Regions from separate parts of the Homo sapiens genome. Here region 1 is linked to region 2. The links are chromatin loops, found by intact Hi-C in ENCODE. Cell type or tissue: endothelial cell of umbilical vein. All regions are shown on one strand. Each heading gives the region's core, and the rest is flanking DNA. Links, peaks and the distances in the headings are about the cores only. Region 1 overlaps COL4A6 (collagen type IV alpha 6 chain). Region 2 overlaps GUCY2F (guanylate cyclase 2F, retinal).

Region 1 (12,761 bases), core at 3,001-11,000, 1.2 Mb before region 2:
GGCCAGGTACACCAGGATCTCCAGGATTACCTGGCATTGTAATGAAAGAAAATAGTAAATAAAGACAGAGGAGGCCCACAGATGCTACAAAATGCCCAAGAAGAGGTGCAGGAGCTGTCCTGGCATTAGAAGTGCCTTTCATGCCTTTCCCAAGTCTCTAATGCTAATGGCCTCACATGATAATGGGTCTTCTGGAGCCAAGGGGCCTTCTGGAGCCAAAATTAGTGTACTAAGAATTGTTCTGGCCAAGGCCTGCCTTTCATGATAAGCTCTGGTAAGTACTTCTTCTTCTTCTACCACTAATCTGCTGTAATGCCTAAAATGTCTACCATTTGGATTAAGATGTTGAAGTCCACTATTTACGTTATACATATATGTTTCCTGGGAGTGGTACACAGGAAGCCACTGTCAAATATTAATACCAAACAGGGCATGGGCCTTAGAGGATGAGAGGAGAGGGATAAGTTGGAAGATCCATGGAAGAGTCACTACAGTAGAAGCCTTTGGTCAAACAAGAGGTAGCTGGAGATACTGGGCATCTCAGTCTTTGGAGAAGGTAAAGGGAAGAGTTGGGCACACAAAATAACTAGGACAAGGAGAGGTGAAGACAGACTTTCTAAGCATCACACTCTTGAGGGCTCTCAGCCACTTGCTCCCCTAACTAAAGGTACTTTTCCACTTCCTATGAAATTGTCAAGCTCAAGCATACATGGAATCACCTACATGAGGCCCTGAGTATTCCATAGTATCAAACTGAAGTCAGCCCAGCTTGGGGGTGGTTATCAATCCTTCCCAAAGCATTGCCAGGAGAACCATTTTCATCAAATTCAGGCCCAGGCAGACCCAAATCCTAGGCTTAGTGGACTGAACACAAAAATGGGGTGCTGGGCTTGGCTTCCCTGACCAAGAGATTGGAGATAGCTTTATTCCCCAAGCTCAGGAGCCATGAGGGGCTCTTGGGTGTGTCAAGTTTAGCAACAATCGAGTAACTAACAAAGTATCCTTTTAATAATTACAGGGGATATAGGATTTAACTTCCTGTCTTTATTTTCCACTCAAATTAATGAGAAGTTGCACCTGAGATCACAGCACCATCTATATCGATGAAAACATCTGGGCCTGGCAGGCCAATGTCACCCTTTTGACCCTGCAAAGATTAAGTACATTAAACACAAATATTTCCATTTCCTTATTACCCAAGATCTATGTGCCATTAAAGCCCATCCCTAGGAAAATGAAAGGTTCTTCCTTCTATAACCCCAGATTTTCAAGATCAACTAGTCCATAGGTTAATTTCAAAGTCCCATAAATTTAAGATGAAGGTGACACAAAGCAGGCCAGAGGCCTAACATTCAATTGGAAACCTGTCAAGGACAAGGGATCCCAATTTTATTTTGCAACTCTACTCAAGGACAGTCTGCTCTGGGCCTTGGCTGTACCTAAGTAGTGCTAAGGAGAGAACAGAGTTTTAACTTTTTTCCACTCTCAACAGGCCTGGGCCTCTACTACCATCACAACCCTTGTTAGTGGATGATGTCAGGCAGAGGAAATTAAAGGAATTCTAATACTCCCCAAAGAGGGATTTAGGTACCAAAAACACATACAGTGGCATATTCAGGGTGTGATGGTGGCAGTTATATGCTCCAGGTGTAGGCAAAAAGGGGATGCATTGTCTGTAGAGAATTTAAAACAATAGTGAAACCAACAGTTGGCAATTCTAAGCAATATGAATAAAATTTTCCTCATCTTCGGGATGAACTTGCTCCCACCAGCTCCTGCCCCTTAGTTTACCACTGATCAAGTAGTATCTAAGAAATGCTCATTAGCAGCTTTGTGTGTTCAAAGCAGATTACATGCATTTCTTAAGAAAAAATTGAAACTTAAAAGGTCAAAATATTAAAAATACTTCATCTTATATACAGACATTTGTGGTAATTCACTCTTCTACCTACCAACCCTGGATTTTTCACTTCCCAACATTACCTCAATTCCTTGGAATCCATTAAGCCCAGGAAATCCCAGGGTCCCTTTCTTGCCCTGTGACAGAAACATAGTTACCACTAAGTGGAAAGTATGAGAGCATAAGAGAGTCTGGTCTTTGGATTAAGCCAGGGCAAATGGCACAGGGATCTTGGATGACATTGCAGGGTATATGTGGCTTCTATCTGACTCTGGAAGCTGTAAAATCTTCCAGAAGACAATACGGCAGTAGGTAGCCAATTTACATATTAGGAGGTACAAGGGCCATAAGGCTAGACACGGATACAAGCAGGCTGGCCTTGCTAGTCCCTGACAGCATGCCAAAGATGTATGACCACAGCATGGCATGGCAAGGCACGGAATTTGACACTGGATACCCATGTTCTTGAGTGAAAAGAAAAGAGGACAGTGGCTAAGATTATACCAAAAAAAAGGGAGATGAACAATTTGCATTATAAGTAATGTCTCCCTTTGGCCATGTTAGGTAAAGCAAGGGGGACTTTTGATTGGGATTTTATACCCCAAGGCTTTAATGATATTAACCAAAATACCTGTTGCCCTGGAGGGCCTTGGACTCCTTCTGAACCCATGGGACCCTGTAAAGAAAATAGTTACACCTTAGAAACAGCAATAGGCTACCTAGAAAAAGCCACTAGACTTATATAACAAAGTTATCCAACTGAGTTCAGGATTTAGCAGCTCCTAAAATCAGGTAAGCGAATGTTCCTAGACCTAGCTTAACGACTTTTTTTTTTTTTTGAGATGGAGTCTCACTCTGTCACCCAGGCTGGAGTGCAGTGGTACAATCTCGGCTCACTGCAACCTCCGCCTCCAGGGTTCAAGCGATTCTCCTGCCTCAGCCCCCCAAGTAGCTGGGGCTATAGGCGTGCGCCACCACGCTTGGCTAATTTTTGTATTTTCAGTAGAGACAGGGTTTCACCACATTGGCCAGGCTGGTCTCGAACTCCTGACCTCAAGTCATCCACCCGCCTTGGCCTCCCAAAGTGCTGGGATTACAGACATGAGCCACCGTGCCTGGCCTAATGACTTCTTTCTAAGCTCTAATCCATCAGGCTAAATAGCCACATGGAGCATTTTTTAATATCTAAATAAATGGAAACAGTTTAAGTAGTAGGTGGAATTTGATAGAAAGGCTGGGTGGTATTATACTTAGTCTGCATTAGTTCCAAGTCAGGAGATCTTTAAATAGATTATGGGAGGGCCTCGTCTTCCACCTCAAATGCATTCTTTGTTGGTGATTATATGTATTTTCAAGACAAGGAGCGGGGGAAAGTAGAGAAAGAAATGGCAGGGTAATGGATAAGTATGGCTGAATACTCAAAAGACTCTTACTAAACTTCATAGTCAACTTAACAACACAATTCTCTAAAATGTTACTTCTTTGAGGCTAAGCTTGGCCCACTGCTTCTAGCTCAAGACCTAAGTGCCCGAAGCTAGGAATCAGAGAGGCTAATAGTTATTTTTCCATTTCAAATGAGATTATTATTGGAAACTGTTGACTCCAAACATCACTCACTATGTTCTAGAACTTTCCAGGCTTGTTTCTGTCCTATAAAGGTTGCACTTGGCCCTCTTTCTTCCATTCCTGTGCCACTTCCCTGCTCAATTCCCTCAGAATAGAATGGAATGAAAGCAAGGCAACACTTGCCTTGCTTTCTTTAGCAATCATTCTTTCTTGGTATCATTCTTTAGCCCAGAAGACAATGATACATGAGAGCAAGGAGATGAATAGGCTGAGGAGCCACCTAGAGTAGGGGGTGCCTCATTCCTTTTCAAGGGAGCCATTCAATCAAGGGAATGGGGCTAAGAGAGAAGGAGGTCTTAGGAACCTGCCATTGGGTTGAGGAGAAACGAGAAGCTTAGGTGGCAATCAAGTTGCAAAACATAAAGAAGCAAACAGGAAAGAAAATGGACTAGATGACTTGACAGACCCAGGCAAGTAACATTCGAGGTTCATACCCTAGGTCCTGGCAAACCAGGGATTCCCTTTTCTCCCTTTTCTCCCTTTTCTCCAGTAGTTCCAAGGCCCTAAATGAAAAAAGAAACCACAAGTTATAACGTTTGTTTTCTTGTCGGTCTCCTGGCTTCATCCAAAGCAAGGAGGCTATTTTAATTAAGCTCCACTCTCCCCTTAGGGAGGCTCACCATGCTGTCTCTTGTCACTGCCTGAGAAGCACATAGGGTCTGAATATAAATTGGACCATTCATTCAAGGTTCCCTTTTGGTTCTAGAAGTAATGTCTCCCCCTACCCACAACACTGTTCCATGTATTTATAGTATCATGGGCTAACAGTATAGAAATGATTAAATATCTAACCTTGTTGATTTTACAGATGAGGAAACCAACATCTAGATGGGTTAAAAATGAATGAGAAAGCCATATCTTGTGTTTTTCATTCCGGGGACTTTTCCATTAAAACAAGCTGCCTTCTATCATCTAGGAACTTGATGATTTGACCCACAAATGGAGGATTATGCAAATTCTTGGGGGTTGATACTAGGGGGAAGAGCAAGAGCTTTTCCCCTTTGGAGACATAATGAGCACAACATCCTTTTCAGTGGTAAGAAGTATTTCTATCTAGGCACGGACTGAAACCCTGCAGCTCCTGTACTGGGACTGTAGGGCTCTTGCCTGGCCCTAGAGATAGTCCAAAGGGGACTGTGAGATGGTCTCCAAGCCCTCTTGCCCTGCTCATCAGAGGTGAGGGTTTGTAGCCATGAATATGACTTGGGGATTCTCTAGGGAAAAGCAGGAACTCCAAGAAGCAGAGTGAGTAAGAGAGAACTTCCCTCTGGGTCCAGGGAAAATGTCTGGGCCCCCAAGATACAGAATAGTTCAGTACTAAAGTGAATAATGTTTTTCACAGAAAACTTAAATGAGGCCACTTTGTTGTTGTTTAAAATTGTACTTTTTGGAGCATAGATTTAGCAAACAACATCTTGGCTTATTATGAAAGTAAAGGAGGCAATGAAGAAAAGGCACTAAATGTTGTGGAACATCTGTTGTCCCTTTAATGTGACCTGGCTCACCTGCTCAAATCCCATTTGTACCTTTTTCTTCCTTTTACATACATACTCAGTGCACTCCCATGAGTACTGAAAGCTGGTTAAGGACCCCTTGGCTTTCTGGGCCCAGGGTTTTTCATTTCTGTTTCCTTTTGGCTAGTCATGTTTTTGTTTCTTTAATGTGGGTTGTTTTCATTGTCTTTTTATTGGGAGGAGTGTGTGTGTGTGTGTGTGTGTGTGTGTGTGTGTGTGTAGGATCCAATTCAAAGCAGGCTTTGGTCCCGTACTTACCTGTTCTCTTTTCTGCATTTAGTATAACTGTGCATCAAATAGCTCAGCCTTCATGCTACATTAAATTTCTAATGTGAAAGGCTCGTGGGTTAAACTGAATGCAAACTTATTTAAAATATGAGTTTTTCTGCATCAAACCAAGGCATGCTGCGACTTGGTGGAATGTCTATTGGCTTCTGAGGTCAAACGCTTCAGGAAGCCTTCTCTGACCTGTCCATGAAATCTGTGGCAGCCCATGCTGCCCGAAACTCTTAAAGTGCAAAGAATGGTTGCATATGAAAGTTTTGTAAGCATGAGACCTATATTACACTCTCTTTTATCTTTCTCCAAGGCCCATTACTACAGTCTGAACACATACAAGGTGGTCCAGTAAATACTTGTTGAACTGAATGGAATAATGGCCAAGAGAACAAAACTGTTGCAAAGGGTGAAGGAAATGATGTTCAGGAACCATCTTGTGCCCCCATCTATCTTGCCCTCAGTTGTAAATATAAGGGGGCCTTGTACTCCTTCTCCAGAAAGCAGAAGAGTCTTGCTTTCTCAGAGGGCCTGAGAGCTTATGCTATAGTGTGAACAAAAATAAATATGTAAAAAAAAATGTAAAAAGGAAAAAAAAAGACAAATTTGTGTGGGGGTTAGAGCCAAGAAAAGATAAATAGCTTGGCAAGACACTGGCTGTGCTGTAGGTTCAACTTGTCTCCCAGAATAGGGAGGCACTGTACAGGGACCCTGCTGAACAAGCTGTTCTAGCAAGATGCCCTGGGACTGGCCCCGTGACAGTCAGTCCTCCTCATGAGTAATCTTGCAAATGCTGCTCCCACACTCCTACTTACCCATGGCCTGGAAAGCCTCAATGGGGCTAGGTTAACTGTTTCCAGGCCTGCTCTCCTGGGCTCTGGACTCCTGATGCTCTTTGGTTCTCAGGAGGCTCAACTGAAGAACCCCACCTACCTAGTAGTTACCCCTACTGGGTAGGTGTGTGGGTAACTATTGACCTACTCAATAGTTACCTCAGGATTTGCCAGTTTCTTCTCTTATCCCTCCCCTCATCTATTCCATTTTTGCCTTCCCCTGTGTTTGCTAGTCCCTTGAACAGAGGGCACATGGATATACAATTCTCTCTGATGACCTCCATGGAAGGACCTGTGGCCTACAAGTGTGAGTGTGTTGCTGGAGACAATGGGATAAAATGTGTGAGGTGAGGACTGAGCCAGAAAATCAGGGATGTTTGGTCACTGCAGAGGGGCCAAGAGAAAGAAGGTAAGGGGCAAATCTGTCAGGTTGGGCACTTTGTCTCTTACAAAGATTTGGACTCATATAGGAAGAAAACAAATAGTTAAAAGGAACATTTTGGATTCCCTAGAGATTTCTGTCTTCAGTGCTGCCTTGTTTCTCGGTGAGTGTGGATAATTGAAAGCTGATGTGAAGGCTTTGGATTTGAGAAGCACATTTCCTCTGAAAAGCCCAGAGTATCACAAATACATTACCACCTTTCTCCTCATAACTTTTCTGTCATAAGCCATTCATATAAAGTACCTACGAATGTTCCCATTAAACAGATAGAGATATGAGGACTGAAGGAGTTACCTGATTTGGCCAAGGTCACACATTGAATCTGTGCCAAAGTGGGCTGAGAACTCTGGTTTCTTAATTCCCACCGTATGAAAACATGCTGTTCCATGTAAAGGGGTTATTTTCTAGCTTTGATGTCTTTACAATCAACTGGGGTTTCTATTTTTCAGCCCACACTCTGAAACACTGGAAATACTGAGTTTGAAATGGTACTGCAATTTATCACCGTGCATTGTCGTCAGTCTCTTTCTTTTACAGGACAAAAGGGAATGGGTTGAAATTGCAGCAGGGGAAATACTCTGGGTTCGGATGTGGAAGGGAAGGGGAGGGAGGCAGTGTGAGCCAGTGAAGCCAATAACACCAGAGGAGATCATAAAATCCTTTTCAGAGATTTACAGATAAAAACCCCACCACGGCAGGGATTAGAGCAAACTGGACTGTAGGGGGCAGTATGGTATGGGGAAAAAGCCACCAAATTGGCTAGAATTCAAGAAAGCTGAATTTCAATCTCAGCTCTGCTAATAATTAGCTGCGTGATTCTGGACAAACCTCTTCACCCGTTGAGGCTGTGGTTTCCTCATCAGTACAAGGAAGATAAGCCTGGCTCACCTTGCTTACCTCACAGGGACAATGCCAGGTGGCTAGAATCTATGTGAAATGCTCTACAAAGAAAGGTGAAAACCTTATTCCCAAACTCACTTGCAAAGTACTTTATATCTGTACTGTCCAATAGAAATATAATGTGAGCTACTATGTTATTTTCATTTTCCTAGTAGCCACATTAAAAAAGCAAAGTAAACAGAGATTAATTTAAATGATATATTTTACTTAACCAAATATATAATAAATATTGTCATTTTAACACAAGTAAAAAATGTTACTGAGATATTCTAGATTTCTTTTCATACTACGTTTTTGAGATCTGGTGTGTATTTTATACTTACAGTACATCTCATTTCAGATCAGCCACATTTCAAGGGCTCAGTAGCCACACATGGCTGGCTGTTATCTTATTGAACAGGACAGCCTTATATTTTGTAAAGAAACTTCGCATACATTATTAGTTGGGTCTTAAAAGAGTAGCTATATGCATGTTCTTACTCATATGCAGAAACTAAAAAAATTTATCTCATGGAGGTAGAAATTAAAATGAATAATACCAGTGGCTGGAAATGGTGTGAGTGTGGGGTGGGGGGAGAGATGGAGAGAGGTTGGTTAATGGGTACAAACATACAGTTAGACAGAATGAATAAGTTCTAGTATTCGATAGTGGAGTAGGGTGACTACAGTTAACAACAATGTACTGTATATTTCAAAGTAGCCAGAAGAGAGATTTGAAATGTTCCCAACACATAGAAATGATAAATGTTTGTGGTCATGGATATCCTAAATACCCTAACTTCACCATTACACAGTCTGTGCATGTAACAAAATATCACATGTACCCTATAAATATGTAGAAATATTTTCTATTAATAAAAAGTATAAATATGACCATTGTCAAATTACAGATATAAAGAGAGGTTCAGTGACTTGCCAAAGTCCCAGAGCAGGGGCTGGGTCTAAAGTTTGGGTGTTCTGTCTCCAACACTAGGGTTCTCTTCCTTTCTGGTTCATTAGATACAGAGGTGATTAAAATCAAGTGCATTGAACAGATGATTTTCCATGCCCCCTTTATTTCTATGGAGTAATAAGAATCATCATAGAAGGAACCTGTGCCACTGGCTCCACTGGCTCTGCTTTCTGGCCACCCAGAGAGACCCAAACTATCTCAAAGTACTGTAGGGAAGGAATGGAGTCATCTATCCCCACTGGCCCAGCAAGCACAGGCAGGCCTAGTCATCTTTGATTCATCCATTTCCCACCTGATCCCTATTCCCAATCCATGAAAATCTTGTCAGCTGTTTCAAAACATATCTTGTAATTTAAAAGACACATTAAACAAATGTAATGTATTGGTCTTGTTTGGCCTCTCATTGAAACAAGGCAACTGTAAAAATATATATATACCTATAAGACAATCAAAAATTTGAATTCTGCCTTGTTAACTGATATTAATTACTGATCACAAATTACTGATGATGATATTGTCACTATGTCTTAAAAAGCCCTTACCTTTTAAATATTCAGAGGTATTTGTGATGAAATGATATGATTTGCTTCAGATTGGCCATAAATTGCTAATTATTAAAACTGTGTGATGGGTACACGAGGAATCATTATGACATTCTCTCTGCTTTTGTAAATGTTTGAAATGTTCCCTAATAACAAGGTTGAACATTTTTACATTTTGAATCTATCCACTTCTTTCCATTTCCATTGCTGTCACTATAGTCTAAGTCACCACCACCATCTCTTGCCTGGACTACTGCAATACCCTCTGTGTTTGCTCTTCCACCCTTCCCATTCCCTCTCCCCTTCCTCCCACAGCCAGAGTGATCTTAACAATACAAGTCAGAGCCTTTGAACGGCTTCCCATTACATTAAAAATAAAACACCACATTGACCTATGAAGGTAGCCAAGATCTGGTTCCTACTTCTCTGTCTGGAATTATTAGCCTTGCTTACTCTGTTCCACTTACTCACCTTCTTACTGTTCCTCAAAAGTACTGAGGTTTTCTTAACCTCAAGGTCTTCGCACTTACGGTTCCCTCAGCCTTAAACCCTCTTTCTGATCTTCACAAGACGTGCTCTCTCATAATATGCAGGTCTCAGCTCATACATCACTTCCTCAGAAAGGCCCTTCTTGACCACTCTGTCCCAAGTAGACCACCCTGTTCCCCATCCACATTTCATCACTTTACCCTTCTTTCATCTTTTATATATATGAACTTATATAACCATTATATGAACTTGCTATAGATTCATCTGTTTACTGGTTTCTTGTTTGTTTTTTCCCTCACTCCCCCATTACAATGTAATCTCAAGGACAGGGACTTTTACTTAGTTACTGTTGTAACCTCCAAGTCCAGCAGAATGCCTGGCACATAGGGACCCTCAAAAGGTAACTGATGAGTGTAAGGATCTAAGCTAGAAAGGCAGATATGAAAGTGGAGGTAGGATTACTAAGATTAGCTACCATTAACTGAATAATAAGTGCTAGACATGTAGTAAGCCCTTTTCATGCATATTATCTCATTTAATCCTCATAACCACCCCATCATTCTCCCCTTTTTTGTAGGTTAGGAAACTGAGGCTCAGAAAAGTTAAGAAACTTATCCAGGTTCACATAGTTAGAAACTGGCAAAATCAGCAGTCAAGCCTAGGTCTGTTTTAACTATAGAGCTTGAGCTAATAACCTCTAAGGTATACAGCCTCATGGAGAACCATGCTTACGTCTCCATGTGTTTGAGAAACAAGAACATCTCCTTAAATACCTTCTAATAATAAAGATGGTGGCATTCTCTACAATATCCATGGGAAGAGGTCTTTCTGTTAGCCTTCTATTGCTACAGCTTTTGTCCAATCAGACCCTTGTATACATATTGATCAAATAGAGAGACTTACCGGGAAGCCTGGAGGGCCACTTATGCCTGGAAAACCCTTAGGCCCTGGTTCACCCTGGAAAATCAGCCCAAGGTTAGTAAGTAGCATCAGGAAGCAGTGAACGCACAGTAGGATGGCTCTCCACATGTACTTGGACTGAGGAGTGGGGAACCAATGAAGTATCAAGATTAGGGTAGCAGAGAGTGGTGCAGATTCCCCAGGCTCCCTAACTAGCAGCTGTACCAGGATGTCTTAGTTCATGGAGCTCTTTGCTGTGGGAGAAGGATTATGGACCATAACTGTCTAAAACAGAATGTCAAATACTGAGGCTAATTGGGAGACAGAAAGGATGATTGTCTGTTTTCTTTCTAGTGGAAGAAGCTGTTCAGTACAATTTCCTATAGCAAATTAGAGGCAGCAGAGAAATCCATAGTTTTGGGAAAAGGGTAACAATTACAATTTGGATAGGGACACATAACCATCTGATCTGTCATTCCCTGATATGTGAATTTATCTATACGTGCCATGGAAAAGCTCCCTAAGTTTTGGGAATGATCAAGGAAGCAGACAATCTCTTTCATGTTGCCAGACCATTCCCAAATCAACGACTACTTCCTGTAAACCTGGAGGGGCTTGGAGTTGTTACAGCTTCCACGAAGACAAATTTAAAGAAAGGAGACTAAACACATTTCCCTGCCTAGGCCCCTTGGCCATGGGAACTGAATCACAAAGCTTAAAGGAACCCTGGCAGGAAATGCAAGTTACTGAAAGATATCTGCACACCTTAACAGTACACGGCCATTCAATTACAACCATGTAGGTAGTATACAGTGACTCACATAAAAATACAGATCGTAAAATATTTCAGTCAAACAGGTCTATAGTGTAAGCCTTGGTAGTTCAGATCTGGTAAATTAGGGCATCTCTTGTCACCACTTGGTGACAGTATATCCTATTTTCAGGGTCAAGTTTTAAGAGCAAATAACTTCTTTAAAAAGATAATTCAAGAGCAACCATTCATACCCTATGTGTTCTGTCACAGTACTTTGGGGACACCATAAGTATTGAGAGGGTTGGGAGTTAGGAGGAAAAACACAACTATTTAATGTTTATGTTATTCATCATATCAAAAATTGAATCTGCAACACTAAAACAGAGAAAATAGCGCTTAAATGAATATTCAGATGCCCAGGCACACTCAAACCTACACACCAAGAAACATACTCAGCCTTTTAAGAAAGCTTTTCATAAGGGGCAAAACAAAGAAGGCTTTTTACTCTCACTTCTAAACAAAAATCCATTACCCAGAACCCTCTATTCTTCCAGTATTGTCTGGTTATTAGAGTTAAGTTCTTGTATTATAATTATAGGAAAAGTTTTATTAATTTTTTCCTATTCTTAAATGTTCACTACCTTGGATCCTTTCTTCCCTTTGGGGAATCCCATGAATTCCAGCTCTCCAGTAGATGGTGGAGGTCCTGCTGGGCCAGGGAGGCCAACATCCCCCTGTAAGATCAAATGGAACATTAAGCAAAGTGACAATCACACCGACCGTTTTTCCAGAGTGGGGGTTTGTCCTCTGGATGTAACTCACAAATAAACTGTCTCTTACTTTGGCCTCTTCACCCTCATGCCAATGAGGAAACAAAACTCTCACTGCCAAAGGGTGAGAAGAATTATAAGCCCGACCAGTGAATTTTGTACCAGCACTGCAGAGGGAAGAGCAAGATGGATAGAAGGAAACTTTAAGTTCATGGTTGCTATGAAAGGATGTTTAGAAGAGATTAAAAAAGGAATCAGAACGAGGTGAATGGCTACCTCTTGGCAACAATGATCCAACTCTAAGTGGTCTAATCCTTGCAAAGAGCACAATCAGAGGCAATGATGTTCATGTTAGAACATTGGAGGCAAGAGTTGTTCCTTCAGAAGGCAGTGCAATTGTAACAGAAGGGTGGGAATGGCAAGTTCTCAGCCTCGCTTGAGGCTCTGAAATCACAATGCAATTTGTAAAGAGAGAAATGAGAGAAGGAGGGAAATAAAAGAGAATGGTGAAAGAGAGGTTAAAGAAGAGAGATAGAGGAGAGAGAGAGAGATACAGAGAGAGAGGAGGACAAAAAGGAAAAGGAGGAGGAAGTGGAGGAGGGGGAGGAGGAGAAAGGGTAGAGAGAAGAGGGGAAGCAGAGACAAGGAAAGAGAAGGCAACAGAATACACAAAACACCAAGGAAAGACCCAGATGGAAGGAAGAGAAAGAATCTATTTCAAGGGAATATGTTTGTAAGACATACACCTTTCACAGGTAGGAAGCAGGGAAATAACAATATTTTGAAGGGAAAAGAACCACAATAGCCCATGTGTGGCATGTACACATGTAGCCCTCAAGAGATCCCACCAGAGGATCTATGTG
Region 2 (12,761 bases), core at 2,898-10,897:
CCAGAATTCAAAGACAAGTTCAGAAAGTGCCCACTTCTAGAATGTAAATTAGTACAGCCATTATGGAAAACAGCATGAAGATTCCTCCAAAAAGTTAAAGTAGAATTACCATATGATCTAGCAATTCCACTTCTGGGTATTTACTCAAAATATTGGAATCAGTCTGTCAAAAAGATATCTGCACTCCCATGTTCATTGCAGCACTAGGCACATTAGCCAAGTTATGGAATTAACCTGTTTATCAACAGATGAATGGATAAAAAAAATTTAGTGTATACATACAATGGAATACTATTCATCCTTTAAAAAGAAAGAAATTCTATCACTTGTGACAACATGAATGGAATTGAAGAATATTTGCTAAGTGAAATAAGCCAGGCACAGAAAGGCAAATACTGCATGTTTTCACTTATATTTGGAATCTAAAACAATTGAATTAATAGAAGCAGAGAGTAGAATGGTGGTTACAGAAGCCAAAGGTGGGTGAAATGAACAGATGATGGTGTAAGAACACAAAATCTGTTCAGTGAGGAAGAATATGTGTGATTTTTTCAGCTCTATTGCATATCATGGTGAATATAGTTAATAATGCTGTACATTTCAAAATCACTAAACGAATGCATTTCAAATGTTCTCACCACAAAAAAAAAATGTTAAGTATTTGAGGTGATGGCTATGTTAACTAGTTTGATTGAATTATTCCACATTGTATTAATAAATCATAACATCACTTTGTACCCCATAAAGTACACAATTATTAATTGTCAGTTTACAATAAAAAATTACAAAATATTTTTAAAGTGTCCACCTCTGGCAACAACATAAACTGGCTGAAGAGCAGTCATTTGAGAAAGTCTCCCCAGAATGTAAATCTACCTAAAAGTTTCTGGTAAATACAGCTGATAAGCCTAGATATATACAAAAATCTCAGCAAGGAGCCCCACACTTGTCAGAAAAATAGTGACTGAAACAGGACTCATGTACGAGAAAAGGTAATACAGTGATTTATCACTAGCCCACAAGGCGAGAAATATTGAAAAAGTAGAACTGGCCAGTTAGGCATTGATAATTTGTTGCCTGTATAGTACAAGAGGGGCTTGAAGTGGGCAATGGGCAGTGGGCCCAAGAGGCTGAGCTTCTCATCTCTAAATGAGTCCTCCCCCAAGCTACTTCAGCTTCCTCACTTTGGTCTCTTTCTTTGTAACCTCAACCCAGCCAATTACTCAACTGCCCTATGTTCTCCTCTCTCACCCAATTAATCCATGTTTTTGATTCCACTAAGGGAAATAACGTAAAGTGTCATCAACCTAGTGGAGGAGATGGCGTGGAGGGAAGAAGGTTCTTACTGGATATAAACCTTGAGCCCAAGAGAAAAGGCTTTAATGGAGGAATTTCAAACATCAGTCAGCTGGAAGGAAAAGACATTTCTAGCCATCAACTTTGAAATCACACCGGGCTCACCATCAAATGTGATATTTCTGCCCCATGTACTAGAGCAACTCTTGCTTCCAGTAGCACAGAGTGGATGAGGAGTGAAAATATTGAATCAGAATTTCTGAAGTGTGCTGGCGACATGGTCTTATTGGGGGTATATTGCATGTCCCTGGTGGACCAGAAACCCCATGTGCCCCAGCCCTTATGATGCAAAGTACAACACCTGTTTCTGGTGGGGAGGTAGAGGGTACAGACACAGAAAGGATCTCTCCTCCTCTCCTGACCTTTCCTTGGGCCTTACTTCCTCTCCTCTTCCTTGTTCCCTTGCCCCTTCCTTTCCTCTGAGGCGCCCTCTTCTCTTCCCTCTTAATGTCTCCTCCTCATAAGGACCCTGCCACAACAATAATCCAGGCCCAATGTGGCATCAGAGAAAGGCTCTTCTTCCAACTTGCTGTGAAATGTTCCCAAATTCCCTGGGGTTGGGGAAACCATGAAGCTGCAAAGGGCCCTTTTGAAGTTAAGTCCTGATTTTGTACTTGAAACACCCAAAGATGTGAGTGCTCCTGAATTGAATTTGTGGGACAATAAAAACCATTGGGACAGGGATGCATTTTCGTTTTTCAGTTTCAAAAGTGGCAACCCTTCAGCTTTTAAATGAGGGGCCTCTGCCCAGCAATGCAGAGGAAAAGGTCTTCAGGAAACCAAGCTGCATTTCTACTCCTCTGTTGAAATATGACAGAATGTATAGAAGGATCACAAAAGCTTTGGACAGTTAGATTCGCTGCCCAAGTAATATCCCTGTCCCCAACATTTTACTGTCTGAGTTCTCTGCAAGAGGTGGGAAAGGAGCCTCTGTCCCCTTGTAAGTGACTCATCCAACCTCCTGGAAGATACTAATGACCTATTGGAAGGAAAAAACTAGGACTAGCCATAGGAGGAAGTTGTCAACTAGAGTTAGACCTTCCAAACTTTAACATCTGAAATCTAGCTACATGTAACTTGCCACTGTTTAGAAAAGGAATGCCAAAGTCAGAAGCTAATTGTGCATCACTTAGTGCCCTGCTCTTGCTTTGCCCAAAAATAGTCACTGAGAAAATCATCTTTATGCAGCATGGTGTCATGGAAAGGTCACTAAAAAGGAAGTCAGGCTTCCTGAGTCTTGACCTGATTCTGCTATCAGTTGACTGTGTGACCCTGCTCAAACTACTTCACCTCTCTGGACCTTGGTTTTCATCTGAAAATGAGGGAGTTACATTATTTTATCACTGAGCTCTTTTACAACTGGGTCAACCGGTGGTCTTTGGTCATTCAGAAATAGATAAATAGAACACAGTGGAAATGGCAAAAAAAGAAAACTAAAATTATTCTAATCCTATATCTCAGGTCTAGTGATAACTCTAACAGGGAAAAAGGGGCTACAAAATGTTTGCCTTTCATAGAAACTGACTTTGTTCCTCCTGGTTTCTTAGGGAAAGAAAAAGTCTCTCTGCAAATAGTGTGCCAATGGGTGCCTTTCACCCAGGAAGGGTGGCCACTGAGAAAGTGAATAGAAAATCCAAACTCACAATTACTATGGCTTATTGAACAATGTCTGGCACTGCCAAAGAGTGAAAAAATGTAGGTTAGAAAATGTAAATAATAGTGCAGCTCATTGGAAAGCCAAATTCTGTGCAGTTCTTTAAGAGAGAAAGATACAACTTACAGTCTGAAAAATGCAGAAAAAATCTCAATACTCCTCCCCACTGTAGCCATATTTTAAAGAGAAGAAAATTGAGGCAAAATGGAGCAATCTTTTGGGAACCCCAAATGGGGCTGAAGATTCTGCCCAAGTTATAGCTCTGAGTCTCAGACTCCCAGGTAAACTCTTTCAGCAGACCATGACCTCTCCAGAAGCAGGTGTATCCAAGTAGTCTGGCTCAAAAAACAAAAAGACATTATACCTTGAGCTCTGTTCTTCCTCGAAGCTCCACTTCATAGCCCTCACTCAGATTTTGAAGAATTGTAACAGTGCTGAGACTGACATGAATGCGATAAGCTGCAAAAGAAGGAGAGACATGATTTGGGCTCCTTTCTCACTGGCAAAATTAATGAGAAAATGTCAATGTAATAAATGTCTTCACTTGTAAATGAACTAGACCATTAGCAACGTCCTGAGAGAGGTTTACTTAGGGTTTCACAAGAGGAGGAGACGGAGTGATGGCCTTCTTCACCAGGCCGAAATAAGGCATTAGTTGTAGCACCTATCAGCCTCCTAGACACTATCTTAAATGAAAGGCCATGCAATAGAAAGGTGTTAATTTAACTCAAAGGTTGAGATGGAGAAACCAGCATCTACTGTGCTCTCAGCTGAAACGTGACGTCATTTGAAGAAAGCTTGACTTCAGCAGCTTCTTTCACAGGCTGCTACTATGGCTGAACTCTCATGCTTTACATATCTTAGGCAAAATGATGTCTTTTCCATATGCATTCTTACAACTCTCTCTCAACATTGCTACACTTAAAAATAAAACATCAATGAGAAATATCCCAAGAACTCTTTCAACAAATATTTTATGAAGACTGTACATTTATAGCTGACGTTTGGGTGGGGGCACCTAGCTGTGTTTACACATGAATGTACTATTTTCTAACCAATGATCTCAATCTGGGATAAGAGATTTACATAGGGAACTGCCACGTTAAAATTTTATTTAGAACCTAAGGGTAATTATTTGATTAAGAATAATCACTTGTTCACTCAGGTAAGATCCTTGACATTTCTAAAAACTGTCACCCTATGAAGTGAGACCTTGTTGAGGTTGAGTCTTAAATAAAAGTCCAAGGCTAGTTTTCACACATGCTTGAGAAAATCATTTTTTTTAAAAAAAAAGCTGATTACAACCTGAGTAGGAAGGCATGGCGGGAGAGAACTGCAAGGAGTTTCTGCTGTGTATACTCACAGTGACTTTCTTTCTCTTGATAGCTCAGTACTGTTGTTTGTTTGTGCCTTCCTCATTAACTCATGATCATCCAAAGCCCTTACTCAAAAAAGGTTGACCTATTCCTAAAATACACATGCCCAGCCAGTATATTCCTAGCCAGTCCTATGTGTGCATCCCACAAGCATCTGGTCTTCAGGGAGCCTTTCAGTAGAGTAATCTTGATGGTAGGGAACACACAGCTTAAAAGAGAGATAGCTCATACCAACCACCATCCACTTGTATGGTAGGGAGAATCACTCCAGGACTGGGTCACGAGTCACTTCCATTCCAGAATCTCAGTGGTTTCAACTGAGCACAAAGGAGATATTGATGAAATAATTTTTTTATTAATAGATATGTGACATGTCCTGATTTCATATCCAATGTGAGGAGAGGCTACCTCTCTACAGATCTCCATTCAGTTGTGGAGCTTAATGTCATATTTGGGTCATAGTCATTAGCTTTTAGAAAAGCACATTAACCAGCTCCTTTAGCACAGAGAGCACACGCGTATACTTCTTTGTATGCTTCACAATAACTTCCTTGCACAGTCAGTGCTTAATAAACACCTGCTGTGGGTGATTCACTCCATTTTCTTCGTTCTAGCTGATCACTGGGCAAGGTGCTGTCTACATCTCAAAATTCAATTTCTGGTCTCAACTTTGTATTTCCAATGTGAAATGTGTGGAGTTTTCCCTGGTTCAGACCAGAATATGACTTCAGCCTTCTACAAGCTTACATCAGTCCAGAATACTGTGCCAAATCTGCATTGCAGTTCCATGATAAATTTCACTTCATCTTGGGTTGCACTTCAAGAGTAAAGTCATATGCAAAGTTATATTAATGCAGCAGTTCCTGGATGACTACTTCCATGGCCTCTGCCATATCTAAGGAGTTTGAAGACTTTCCCAGATGTCAGAAAATTTATTCTGACAACAGCTTCTAAGTTCCATACTGCCTCCTTAATCATGGCAGCACAGGCTAGATTGACTAAGACTGGACCCATTGTGTAAGCCTGTTTCTACACATGAGTGATGGGAAGTGGGGTCAGACAGGGCACCACCCACTGTGATACAGTCCACCATAACATCAGGGACTAGTTTGAGTACAGTGCTGAAGCTTGGGAAGAACTCGTCTTGCCAGAGTTAAGCCCTTCTAAGGGCTTAAGTGGTTTCTTCCCTTTTTTGGTACAAAATCCATGAAAAATGAAAACTGCATATAGAATTTAATGTTATTCTCTATGCTTTTCCTATAGTAGCATAAAAAATGCTTTGCTCAACCATGATATAAGCAAAAGGCACATTGTGATTCTGTAGTGGTAGTAAATAACCGAGTAAGAGTTGAGCCAGCATCTTACAAACAACAGACAAATGGCATATGGTTTGTACAGTTTTCTTTTCAAAGAAGCAGAGAAGAAATGGTATCTTTGATAGTATGTCTGTTTTGATAGAAGCTAAGGGTTTTATATACAGGGAAGTTGCAATAAATTATTTCAGAATTCCAAGCTACTTGGATTGAGGGATTATTGCTAGCTAAATTGTAGAGGCTATTTGATGAAGCCAGAACTCCTGGGGTCCTAACTGGTTCAAAAAGGGGACTGCAACAGCAAACAGCAGCCAGCTGGGAGGCAGCTGGCTTCAGTGCGTCTCCACAAACTAGTTGAAAAATGGAAAATATTAGTCCCTTATGTAGTTCTTTTCTCAACATGACTCCCACAAACCCACAAGCCCGGCCAATTTTTTTCTTTACCCAAAATACTATTTTAGCTGTTTTTATCAAATTGAGTGGCTGTTTTGGTGTCACTTAGCTACAGCTTCATTTCTAGAGAAAGAAAGGTACATGTTCAGTCCAACATCACCCCCTACTGGTTTGCCATTAGAGACCAGGAAAATCCGTGATAAATCTTAATCTTCTCAAATTATCTTTTATTTTTCTTTAAAACATTGAAACATCAAGTATCCTGCTCTCTTTCACCTCTCTGAAGAAGAATCACCTTCTCAATAGCAGAGTGGTGCCATCCTATCCATCTCTCTATTAGGTACTCACGTAAGCCTGTAGATTCCATCCGAGAAGCTGTGTTCACAGTGTCTCCAAACAAGCAGTATCTGGGCATGGTGAGGCCCACCACTCCAGCAACAACCGGCCCTATAGAGTATCAGGGGGTTGGAATTACAGTCAACAGGTATGCACCCAATGCTAATAGAGGAATAGTGCAAAGAGGAAGGAATGTATCTTTGTAAAAGAATAAAAGTTGCCATCATATAGCTCTGTGAATCTGAAGAAAGACACAATGAGTAGTGAACTCTTTGCCCTACAAGAAAGCAAATTTATAACAATGCAGACATGACTGCCCTTCTGATGTATACCTTTGTTCCACGTAACAGTTACACCTGAGATGCTTATATTTGTCAACAGGGACAAACAAGTATCAAACCCAAACCAGAAAGGCCTGGGCAGGGATTCAGGGTCCAAACATGTTTGTTGTAAGGAAAAAAATGTGACTTTTTCTTGTGCCTTAGGGTTGGAAGAAAGGCTTTCATGGGTTTATCTGGTTCCCAAACTGTGTCTATCAAGAGAATTATTCTAAAACATTTCAAAAATCTGAAAACAAATAGAGCTGACTTTCAATTATCTGTGTTGGGGCATGGAAAAGCAGTATGTATATATAATCAAAGGATATTTTGCATTTAGCATTTTTTGTTCTTACATTTTAATATGGCTGTGTTAAGTGTTCAAGGTAATTGAGAAAACTTCAGCAGCCGTACTGAAAAGTCAGTTTGGGAGTATCCAGAAAGTTCTTCACCTTCAACTTTCTGGTTTCTGCTCTGATTTTGTTTTCCTAAAAAGAGATAGGGGGTCTCACCATATTTCCCACGCTGGTATCGAACTCCTGAGCTCAAGTGATCCCCCCACCTCGGCCTCCCAAAGTACTGGGATTACAGGCATGAGCCACCATGCCTGGCCTTCTGCTCTGTTTTTACGGCTAGGCACCAAGGGGAATAAAAAAGAAATGTAACACATAGTCTCAGTTCTCCAGGAATTTATAGTCTAATTGAAGAGAAGATACTATCAAAGAGGAAGCAATTAAGCAGTAACCCAAGACAACATATGGCTGAGGCAAGAAGCACAGACAGAGGTGCTATAATAACTCAGAAAATGGGAGGAGGTGCTTATTAGGACCTGACTCAATCAAGAAGGGTCCAGTGGAGAAGGTAGGATTTGATCTAGGTCTTGATGGGTGAGTAGGATTTGAACAGTGGAAAAGGGACATAAATCAAAGGCTTGTGGTTGGGATTGTACAGGGAATTTGGGAAGCTCTTAGAGAGAACAGTCTGCCTAGTTCACATGGCTCACGAGAAACTGGAGACAAGGTTGGATTAAGTGGGTTGTACAAGATGGAGGATCTTGAACCACTAGAGAATTTTGAGCAAGGAATTGCATGATCTTTTTTCTCAGATCAGTGTATAAAATGCATTGAAAGGGGAAAATGTAAAACCAGGAAAACCCTCCAGATGGCTGCTGCAGTAATCCAAGCACAAAGTACTTAAAAGGAGGCAATGATAAGAAGTGGATGGCCATGAAGAAGTAATAAGAGAGACGTAAAAGAATCAACAGATTTATTGGCTGTCTGATTGACAACCATGAGAAAATTGCCATGAGCTTGTGAGTTTATGCTGATTTGTGGGAAAAGATGACTTGAAGTTTTAAATATGTTAAATTTGAAATAATGGTGAACCCTACAAGAAGAGGTATGCTGAGGGGGGTTGGAAATGTGAAACTGAAGCACAAATGACAGATGAGGGCTTTTCTCTAAAAGAAAAAATCAAACGCCTGCTATGTGCTAAGAACTCTGGATACAAACATGAGTAAGATATGCTTCCTGCCACCAAGGAGCTTAAAGCCTAATGGAAGGACAGACAAGGAAACACAGATTATGCTGATGACTATGAGAAGGATGGATGGTAAGAGGCAAGAGTGAAAGCAAGAAGATGCTATTGCAGTGATCCAGGCAAGAGATCTTGGTGTCCCAGGCTTGGGTTGTGAGAGTGAATAAGAGACAAGAGAGATCAATAAATATTTAAAAGGTAAAGAGTGTTCAAGACTTAGTAGTTAGTTGAACGTTAAAGGTCAGAGTAAGGGAGGAGTCAAAGAGAATGACTCTCAAGACTAACTGGAGTAACTAGGTCAATGGTGGTACCACCAACTGAAATAGAGAATAAATATAAGAAGAGCAGGAAGTTTGTATGGGTAAAAAAATAATTGTTTTAGATGTGTCGAGTCTAAGGTCCATGTGGAACATTCAGGTGGGCATATCAGCAGGAATTTTGATATAGAAGGCTGAAGCTTAAGGGAGAAGACTGCACTAAAGCTGTGGAGTTGGAAGTCATCAGCGTACAAGTGGTAGTTAAACCACAGATATGAATGAGATCACCCATGAGAGTATGTAGGAGGAGAAAAACAGTGGATCCTGACAGAACACTGGAGAAGACCAATATAAGGGACAATTAGAGACAAAAGGAATTATCAGACAGTGGTAGGAAATGAAAGTCAGGTTGCTGTGGGTTGAGTAATAAATTAGAGGTGAGACATGCAGACAGCAAAAAGATCACAAGACTGAGAGCTTTGCAGAAAATGTTAGAGAACAGGAAGAGTCAAGAGAACCAGTAAATAAAGTGAAAAGCAGCATTCACAGAGTGAGGAGCATGTCATAAAAGCCAATTGAGGAGCATTTTAGGGAGGCTTGTCATGAATTCCAGATGCTGCAGAGGTAAAGGCAGACAAGGACCGGGGAAAGTGGTGAGAACTGAAGTCAGATTGCAAAGGGGCTAAGGAGGGAGTGGACAGTGAAGAAATGGCACAGTGGATGTCATTCATTTTTTTAAAGAAGTTTGGTAGGAAAGGGGTGAAAAGGATGGGGGAAGGAAAGGAGCCTAGAAGAGCAGAGCAGAGAGAAAAAGGTGGGGAGTGGATACAGAAGCAAGAGGAGCTAGTAGGTAATGAATGTGGGAGGAAAATAATTCAGAAGTAGGGATTTTAATTAATTAAATGAATTATCCTAACTACAACATATACCTGTTGATCTTGTAGCATAGTCAAACATGGAAATATTGCCTCTAACCAAAATGGTAGATTAAAAGAGTTTAGTACCTGGAACAAGGAGCTGCTGCCCACTGTGTTAGTGCAGGTACTGGGAGGAGAGTAAATTTGGGTAGGCATAAAGGAATTATGCAGCCCGGACACCTGGATAATCCGGTGGCCAGGAATCAGGGGAGAGCTATCTTTTTCCCTTTCTTTTTTAGTCTTCCTAGAGGCGCATTAGAATGTTTCCTCTTACTTTAACTGGTTATTACCTGAGTGAAGGCCAATTCGAATTCGGACCGGCACTTCTGGCATGTGCCGCATCTTGAAAGTGCCCACAGAGCTCAGGATATCTAAGGACATGTTTGCAATCTCAGCTGCATGCCTACTGCCATTCCTCTTTGGGAGGCCTGAAGCCACCATGTAGGCATCTCCAATGGTCTCTACCTGGGAATTAGGAAAAATAGAATTAGCAAACAACTTATTTGTGCTTCTTTTTAGCACAGAGCTGTAAGGGTATAATGGAGGCCAGGTGGTCTTGTTGTAAAGTGAGAAAGGCAGAGAGGGACTGTCAATGATCCACAAGTCTGGCTGCATGTTAGAATTGCTTAAGGAGCTTTATTAAAAATACTGAAGTCTAGGCCCCACACCAAGAGATTCTGAAATAAGTGTAGCTACCTCACAGGCTCCTGATTGACCTTAGAAAAATACCAGGCTCTGAGACATTTGGGGAGAAGAGAAAAGGGAGATTTCTGGGACTGTCCCTAGGGTGTCCATGGGGGAGCATCTTAGGAGAAAGTGCCTATGATGCTTCCCAGCAAATGTTTCTATAGATTATTTGGGGTAAATAAGCTAGGGTAGCCTTAAGGAAAATATAGGGAAGGGGAAAGGAAGAACATTCCCTCTGCTTTGCCTTGCTAATACGATGAAGTTAGTTTTGCAGGCCTATTGGGTATGAGAACTGAGTCTCTTTCCACCAGTTACCTCCTCCTCTCCTACTGCTACCTCCCTGAGGAGCAGCAGTACTGGCCCTCAACTGCTTTGCAGGGGACGGTTAGGGCTGGACACTTGGAAATAAAGCCAAATCTATGTTCCTCACCTTCCCCACAGAAGTGTGCTCACTTTTAGATAACCAGTAAGTTGAAACTTTTTGGGTAAATCCAAAAAATAACTAAGCTGAAGGGACTTTTTATGAAATGCGCCAGTCAGACTGTGTTACTACAAGTTTGAATCCAGTTAAAACCCATGTGTTCCCAGAGAACTGCACTCACAGAATACAACAGTTAAGAACATGAAACTCTGAAGTTATACCATCTTGATTAGCATTTAAGATTCAACACTTACAAACTGTGTGGCCATGGGCAAATCACTTAATCTCTCTGTACTTCAGTATCCTTATCTGTAAGATAGTGATAATGATAGTAAAAACTTCGTAGGGTTTTCTAAGGAATAAATAATTTAATATATGTCAAAGCATTTAAAACCTGCCTATTGGATGATACTATATAATTAGTTCAAGCTATCACCATCATCATCATCAACATTATCATCATCATCATCATCATTATCAAATAGGTACATCTTGAAACCAGCCCTGGAACTGTGGGTATGATTCAGCTCCAGAGAAAGAAGTTTAGCAATCAGCAATAGGCTCCTCATCATGAATTACTATAGCCAATAACAATAATCCTTTCAATCTATAGGACTTTCTGCCTCAACATGTTTCCATCCAAGGTCTCCCTTACCTTGTGCAATTTGAGGAAAGGATACCTACCCTCAGATAGGCATGCCAGCCTGCACACAGGAAGGAAGGATTACAATGTAAATGCTACATGCAAGGGGAAGTCAGTGGCTGGCCATTATCAGAGATTAGTTGTTGACCCTTTAGCTTTGATGAGTCAGTCACCCAGGAGGCCCCAAGGATATGGATGAGGAGATTAGAAGAGCAGGGAGTATGGGCATGCATGGTCTTGGTGTACAGACTGCTGTGGAAAATTGTGGGTTGTGTCAGTCAACACAAGGGTGCTGAGGGAAAAGGAGGTTTAGAAAAGGGTGCGATTGGGATGCAGATAGTGGCAGGAAAACTGAAACTGAATCACTAACTTCATAATTCTACAGTAGCCTTCTCACTTCCATTTCAGATTATCAAGTACCAGGGGAGGTGATTCAAATTTTACAGGTAAAGAAAATAAAAACACAAATGAGTTTGGTCATTTGCTGCTGGTTCAATTTTTATTTCCTTTGCACTGTGCTGTTTTTAATAAATAGGGCTGAAAAAAATAAATTTCATTTTTGGATTTATATAGCCCTGCTCTGTTCTGAGAACAGCCCATTAACTCCCTACTGCAACCATTAAGTACCAAAATATCTAATGGCCTATTGCTAAGACCCCCAACAATTGTCTGAACAGAATCAGCTGGATTGATTAAACCAGTAGCTGTGTTACAGCCCACGCTGAATCATCTTTGATTTTAGTTTCAACTGAATTAGCTTTCAGTGATTTGTTTTTCTCTTCAGGCTGCTTGAGTTCAACAAGTTAAGACAGGTACTCTGATTCCATGGATTTTTCCTGCATCGTGGTTTCCATGTGTGCTTCTTGATTAGCTTGCAGCTCCTGCTGATTGACAGGTATGATGTTTATTTCTGAGCCCTATTTAGGTGGCTTGGCCTAGCCCTGAGGCTCTCTATCTGACCTGAAAAGGCCCTGTCTAATCTGAGATAAACACACTTTCTTGTGTGTGATTTGAGAGCTAGAACATTTCAGACTACTGTGAAGAATCCAATGAATGGAGCTACTCATTCTCCAGCTCTACTTTGGTCCTGGGACAGAGAAGCTGTCTAAAGTTTAGGATGCCTGGGGCATCTTTCTCCATCAATAAGACAAGTATCCATGATGCAGACAATGTAGAAATGTCCCTGCACAGCTATGAGATTTTTCGTCATTTTTGCCTAGAGACAAGACAACATATGTAAAAAAAGGTAAGGAGGCATGGCATCAAAATTAGTCAATGCAGTCATTTTGCAAACTCTAATAGAAAGAGTGAAAATTCAAAGGCTGGAGGAGTGAGAGAAGGTGGGAACAGGGGCTTGCCACCCCACAATTAATCACTTCCCCAGACCTCAGACCAATAGGCAGCTTTTCGGTTACCCTGTAGCAATCCCAAAGAGCCTCGAGTCTAATATTTCCCTGCTATAATGTCAAGTTCTCTCCATATAAAACAGTACCTGAAGGAGGAGACCAAATTTTTATAGCATGTATTAGATCTACACAAACCTTACCAAGATGAA

The links. Peaks named below come from ENCODE experiments on the same cell type or tissue, not always from the same donor. Only the 100,000 strongest peaks of a DNase experiment are listed, where the experiment ranks them.
Region 1: a loop joins it to region 2, with 9 times the contacts of the local background. A loop is called at or near these places in 4 of 110 quality-filtered maps.

What each region holds. Positions count from the first base shown.
Region 1 is chrX:108,192,551-108,205,311 of GRCh38, forward strand. COL4A6 (collagen type IV alpha 6 chain) reads right to left here. Exons shown (of 45, transcript NM_033641.4): 12 at 11,770-11,862; 13 at 10,378-10,431; 14 at 3,961-4,029; 15 at 2,532-2,576; 16 at 1,984-2,037; 17 at 1,078-1,147; 18 at 1-30. Among named protein-coding and RNA genes, the nearest start is that of ATG4A, 110 kb to the left of the region's middle. In endothelial cell of umbilical vein, for the core only: a CTCF peak has its summit at 7,296 (motif pointing right); a DNase peak (open chromatin) is centred at 7,321.
Region 2 is chrX:109,378,744-109,391,504 of GRCh38, forward strand. GUCY2F (guanylate cyclase 2F, retinal) reads right to left here. Exons shown (of 20, transcript NM_001522.3): 15 at 9,746-9,920; 16 at 6,441-6,539; 17 at 3,375-3,469. Among named protein-coding and RNA genes, the nearest start is that of GUCY2F, 97 kb to the right of the region's middle. In endothelial cell of umbilical vein, for the core only: CTCF peaks have their summits at 6,246 (motif pointing left) and 6,448; no DNase peak of the experiment used is centred there.